Regions from separate parts of the Mus musculus genome. Here region 2 is linked to region 1. Evidence: chromatin contacts called from ENCODE POLR2A ChIA-PET data. All regions are on one chromosome and are shown on one strand. Each heading gives the region's core, a stretch centred on a gene start or an enhancer-like site at or near the end of the contact. The rest is flanking DNA. Distances are from core to core; before and after follow the strand shown.

Region 1 (3,065 bases), core at 424-2,923:
CAGAAAGGGGAAAGGAAAGGATCTTCAGGGTGGACACTTGGCAAGCACACTTCCGCTGGGGAACCAGGTCAACTCAACATCAACAAGAGTAGCTGTGGGGCCTTGGCTTCATGAGATGAGCAAGGCACACTTAAAACCTCTCCAGGAACCCATCAGCAGAACACCAAAAGAGAAATCTTACAACACACCTGACCTAAGCACTCCTCAAAACTGTCAAGGTCATGGAAAGCAAACATAACCTGAGAAACGGTTACAACTTGAAGAGCCAAAAGGACAAATGTAATGTGGTGCCATGGAAAAATATAACGAGAAAATCAGAATAAAGTATGTCACACAAAAGTGAAGAAGAAGGTAAGTACTCAAGAATAAAGAACACTTTGATACAAAGTTGGCCTCAATTTATCCTCTAAGACTAAAAAGTCAGGATGTCCATCCTGTGCCTGTTGGCTCTGGGCACATCATTACAGGGAGAGCAGGGGCTTGCTACCCAGTAATGCTCTATTGTTCCACATCTAACCAGCTGACAGGAGTCTAACCACTGTCAGGGAAGCAGCATTTTTGTTCCAAGGGAACTGGGTTAACTAAAGAAAACATTCTTGTGCCTGGAATAATAACACACACACACAATATCAACTAATTTGAAAGCCATAAACATGCCAGAGAAATAAGAAAAGGCAGAAGTACATTATGGTATCCTGAACAAGTCAACAGGTAGACAGCGCTTATAGCAGAGACAGCTTGAAAAACCACACCAAACCCAGGGACACTCTGCTCTTTCCACGCATCCTAACTGGTTTTGCTGTTTGTTTTTAAGACTGGATCTTGTGCCCTGCCTGGCCTGAAATTTTAAATGGTCTGGAGTTCAGAGATTCACATGCCTCTGTTTCCAGGGTGCTGGGGGTAAAGGTGTGTGCCCCCATGCCTGGCTCCACACCATACCCGACTCTCCAATACTGTTAAGGTGACAAGAACTGTACTTCTACCAAGAAACCATAAGGTCTTGGGTCCCACTCTCACAGGCTGTTTCAACCTTACAAATAGGACACATATAAGTTTCCTTGGAAAGCACGGTCATCAGCCACCCCACCCCAGGGAGTGGCCCACTAAGCTGGCATCAACCACAACCCAATCTCCTTGTCCCAGAGTTCTGGCTTCCAAGCCTGAACTGGCCAAAGGGCAGGACAGGGCTCGATTCATCTTCGAGGGGAGCGGCAGGGAAGCCACGGCCCTAAGGAACTTTCTCAGCGCCTCGGTCGGCAGCAGTGACCTGCGGCGACCTGGGCAACTAAGGTCACAGGAAGCTGTCCAGCACAAGCGGCTCAGAGCGGCCCGGTGCTTGTCATTGCCGCGCTGCCTCGGGGCACGGAAGGGGGCGTCCCGCGCTGGCTCCCGGTCGCCCACAACAGGTCGTTTGCGCAGCACCAGCTTACCCCGCGGGGAGGCGGCCCGAGGTGGCGCGAGGCGGGCAGGCCCCCGGCCCCGGCAGCTCCTGAGCAAGATGGACGCCATGCGCCCGCCGCGGCGGCGTTCTATAGCTGCCTCAGCTTCCTCGGCGGATCTTGGCCGTCCCGGCGCCTGGGCCCAGCCCGCGCGGACGGTTGACGGCAGAGGTTGGCTCCGGCAGCAAGCGCTCAGCTCAAGGACCCGGCATCCGCAGCGGCCATGTCCCGGCACAAACGTCCGTAGGCGCGGGGCGGAACAGGCCTGGCCGGCACGGCTCCCATTGGCCCTGCGGCACCCGCCCTGGCCAGGTGAGGGGCGAGCCCGCCCAACAGACTACAAGGCCCAGCGTGCATCCGGGAGGCTTGCCTCTCCCGACTACAAGTCCCAGCGTGCGCCGAGTCTTGGGTTTTCTTGATGAGCTCAGATCTATCTGGAGTTCCTCTTGCATCTTAGCAGTGCCTAGCTTCTGATTTGGGGCTGCGGGCACAGAGGCGGCAAAAGAACTGGCATCTATTTTCATAACTACTAAGCCCTATATTATACTAGCCCATAGCAGATGGCTCATGGGACTTTAAGGAAGGGTGGTGGGTAGGGAACATAACTCTGCGAGGCTGTTAATTGGTCCCACCTCCTTGCTTCGCGTCAGGACGAGCAACCTTAGTAGTGGGCTGCACTCCTGGCAGGTCCCCTCTATGGTAGCTCACAGCCACCCCTGCCCACTCCAAAATAGACCTGGCAGCATCCTCTTCTTTAAAGGGTGGTGGCTGGAATGGCAGGCTTCAGGATTGTGGAAACCCAGGACTATACACACTCTGGTGCTCCAGAGCAGCCACCCTCTCCACAGATCTGTATCCCGACCCAGGGACACCAGACCGTTCCTGGAGACTTCCCTCACTGCTTTCCACCTCCTGCCTTTGTGGAATGCCTTTTCCGTTCCTTCTACGTTCCTGTGGGAGTGAACTCAGAATAGTAGGTGAAGATCTTCAGTATGAGGTTAATGCATTTTTTTTTTTTCTGATGAACAGGTGCTCAAGTCCTAATTCCAGCTGGCTCCCAGCGAGGACGCTTCACTAGTATCCCAGCACAGCCCATTGGGAAGAAGTAACCTATCTGGTCATTTTCTGAATCAGAACCTAAAAGCTGGGCCAGTGTAGGCCAGAATCCCTATCTCAGGACTCAGGTGGCAGAGAATCTCCTAAGACGTTTGGAACCTCTCTTGTGCACACGGTAATGTACATTGTGGGCATCAGATACAGAATTAAGTCAAGTGTAGGGATTCCCTGAAAGGGCTGATGACCTAAACCAAAGAACTGAAGTTTCTTAGCCAAGCTGAGAAACTTCCACCAATAAGAACACTTGCCTGACCAAAGAGGAGGAGGAGGAGGAAAGCAAAGCCAAGCCAAAGTAGTAATGACAACTGAGGAATACCGAATGGCTGAGAAGCACCTAAAGAAATGTTCAACATCCTTAATCATCAGGGAAATGCAAATCAAAACAACCCTGAGATTCCACCTTACACCAGTCAGAATGGATAAGATCAAAACCTCAGGTGACAGCAGATGCTGGTGAGGGTGTGGAGAAAGAGGAACACTCCTCCATTGCTGGTGGAATTGCAAGTTTGT
Region 2 (3,065 bases), core at 294-2,793, 150 kb before region 1:
TTTACGGTTGCCAAATCCAACCTAGGGGAAGATCTGAAAGGCCATGTGACTTGGTATGGCTCCAGTCCAAGCCACAAGCTCACACACCAGAGGAAAAAGTTCCAGAACCAAGATCTAAGCTCCAGGGACAGCAAGCAGAATCATTTATCAGGCCATGAGAAGGGACCGGGCTTGCTATGCTCACTAAACAAAGAGACGTAAAGAGGAGAACAGGTGCCAGAGGAGTCATCAGAAAGAACGACCAACCACTAACCAAAACAGCAAAGTCCATCTACTCTTCCTAATCAATTTCAATTTCCACCTTGGCGTAATATTCAGAATTTGGAAAAACTATCCTCGGTCCTACCTTGTTCTGAGATGCTGAACTTCCCTTCCAAGACCCACTTTCCTAAGATGACCAAATATGTATTTGAAGCAGCAGCATCAGTGAGCACAAGTCAAATTTCTTAATGTAAAAACTAAAGTACACCTTTCAAGTCAAACTAGTCCATCTTCAAAATTCTCAGAGCTGAAACATCATTATAAACTTAAGTAGTGGGGCTGGAGGGTTAGAATAAGCTTAGATTCATACTTAAAGATATATCTAATGATTAAATACCTTGAAGTGCAAAAAATTAAAGTGATTTTAATTTGGAGTGATAGATCACAGATCTGTAATTAAGACTAATGTACAAAGGCAATAGCATTCGGAGCGGTAAAATACATTGTGAACATCGCACATCCCATCCTCCACACAGGAAGTCTTAAAGGGACTTACACACCCTCAGTCTACGCAGGAAAGTGGCTTCGGAATAGACTTCCAAGTCACCTTCCACAGGTCGTTGGGGAGGATCTGCTCTTGGGATTCCCTTAAGGGACCATCATATCTCGTCAAACTTCCTGCTTCCTGAATACAAAATAACAATCACTGAGTCTCAACAACAGCGGGTTCACGGGCCCACGGACTCAGCATGGCGACAACAGGTCTCAAAGTCGACATGAAAAGTGATTCAACAAGTGGCAGCGCGCCCCAGGCGCAGCGGGCAGGCCTTACCGCCTGGCGTGCAGGAGCGCGCACAACAGAATGCTTGGGGCCTGGCCTAATTGGAGGGGTCCCCGGACTCGCCACGAGTTCGGGGAGCTGGGGCCCAGGGGACTCTAGGGAGCTGGGGCCCAGGGTTCTTTCAGATGCTGGGTCCCCGAGGACCTTAGGATGTCGGGGACACGGGACACGAGGACAGTGCTGGGCCCGGGGCGCGCGGGGACCTTAAGGTGCTGAGACGCCGGCTGGCCCTAGAGGGTGTTCCGCGCGCTGTGCCGATGCACCCGGCTCTCGACGTGCGGCTGCGCGGCGCCGGCCGACGTACGGAGACTCCGGGATCGCAGCGCAAGGACACGGCGTTGCGGTGGCTGGAGCTCTTAGCGATGAGCAGGCGAACGACGGCGCAGAGCACTCTCCGCGAGGCGAGTGAGCACCGAGCTCCGTAGCTGGGGCAGGGCGCCGGCCGCGCAGGCCGCGCTCCGCGCATGGGGACGGTGAGCCTCAGTCACCGCGGAACAAAACCGCAGCCGACGCCCCGCCCCCTCCGGACGCCCTCATTGGTCGCCGCGCCGCTACCACCGCCCCGAGCCGTCAGCCGTCCGCTCGCGCACCCGCCCGCGGAAGCCGCCGCAAGCAATCAACCCTCAGCCGCACCGCTAGGCGGGCGACGTCACTGCCCGGCGTGTTGTGGGTGTGGCCTCGTGACGCCCCGCCCCCGTTTCCTCTCACTTCCCTCCTACGGGTACCGTGCGCCGCTGCTGGCCCCGCCCCCCTGTGCGAGCTGGCCCGCGCCGGGTGTGACGTTAACCTTCGGGTGTCCGCGGGGCATCGAAGGCCGGTAGTGGTACCTATAGGCTCCCGGATTCCAAAGTCCGATGTGACCACCTTCATCTCCCTGCCTTTTTTCTTTTTCTTTCTTTCTTTTATAGCAAAATCTCAGTATGAAGCTCGGACTGTAGACAAGGATGGCTTCGAACTCCTAGAGATCCTTCTGCCTCTGTCTTCCGAGCCCTGGAATTAAAGACAGGCGCCACCAATGCCCAGCTTCTCCTGTCCTTTGCTGGTAATGTGCCTTTGGGCAGGACCCTTCCCTTTGGGAGTCTCATTTCTGGACCTACCGTGTGACTGGAAGGCACTTTTGTGCATTGGGTACCGGTGCTGTGAAGGAAAGCTGCTCTGCAGGTGGGTGTGACTGGGGTGGAGCACTTCTCAGGGTGCTAGAGGCCAGGCGCAGCAAAATGAAACCGCCTGCCGACTTGGCTAGGAATAGGCTGCAATTTCACAAGCCTGTAATCCCTAGACAACCTTGTTCCCAAACAACAAAAAGTAATTTTAAAAAATGTTGCAGGGTTAGGTACAGCTACTTGATGTAGAAAATGGAATAGTTCTCATCTGGAATAAGACCTAAAAAGGAAGACATTAGAAAGCCACTGGGTATTCCTGGGGCACACCAGAAGTCTGGGCCCTGGCCACCACGTTATGGGTCTGGTAAATCCAGTTCTGTACAGGCTCAGAGGCCCAGCCAAGGGAGGCCAAGATCAACTAGAATGAGTGCCCTCACCTGCTGCATCACCTGCGACAGACCTTTCATTTCCTCCTCCAGGTTTCTTGAGGACAGGGGACTTGCGACCTGGATCACAGCAGGCAGGAGCCAGATAAGGACTGAGACATCTGGCAGGCACCTGTGCCTAAGAGGAACTCTGCCCAGAACAGTCCTCAACCACACTCTCCCTGGGCAGATCTGGACCAATGGTGGCCTTCTCAAATCACCACGGTCACCTTGTGTTTCCCAAGCCCTGCAGCTGATTAAGTTACATACGCCACACAGCTCAGCTGTATTTGAGTAATTCCTAAAGGCTTTCAGTGTGTGCCCTTTTAGGGTAATTTTCAGGGAGTTGATGAATTCACATAAAACCAGAAAGTATTTCAAACTCTCCCACAGATCAGATTGCAGAGAATGGCTTGCAAGCCAGCTGTGGGATTTCACCCAATGTCTGATAGTCCCACATAAACCACACTGGTGATGCTGAGGACAGGTGCCAGT

Evidence for each region. ChIA-PET counts read pairs that join two places held with the same protein, here RNA polymerase II (POLR2A).
Region 2: POLR2A ChIA-PET joins it to region 1 with 13 read pairs in embryonic stem cell. The contact joins the promoter of Fam53a here to the promoter of Letm1 in region 1. POLR2A ChIA-PET finds 5 or more read pairs at or near these places in 2 of 5 experiments (Patski and embryonic stem cell).

The regions. Positions count from the first base shown.
Region 1 is chr5:33,781,044-33,784,108 of GRCm38, forward strand. It overlaps Letm1 (leucine zipper-EF-hand containing transmembrane protein 1), which reads right to left and starts at 1,674. Exons shown (of 14, transcript NM_019694.2): 1 at 1,431-1,674. The coding sequence starts at 1,509.
Region 2 is chr5:33,628,092-33,631,156 of GRCm38, forward strand. It overlaps Fam53a (family with sequence similarity 53, member A), which reads right to left and starts at 1,544. Exons shown (of 6, transcript NM_178390.3): 1 at 1,246-1,544; 2 at 762-886. It also overlaps Gm9903.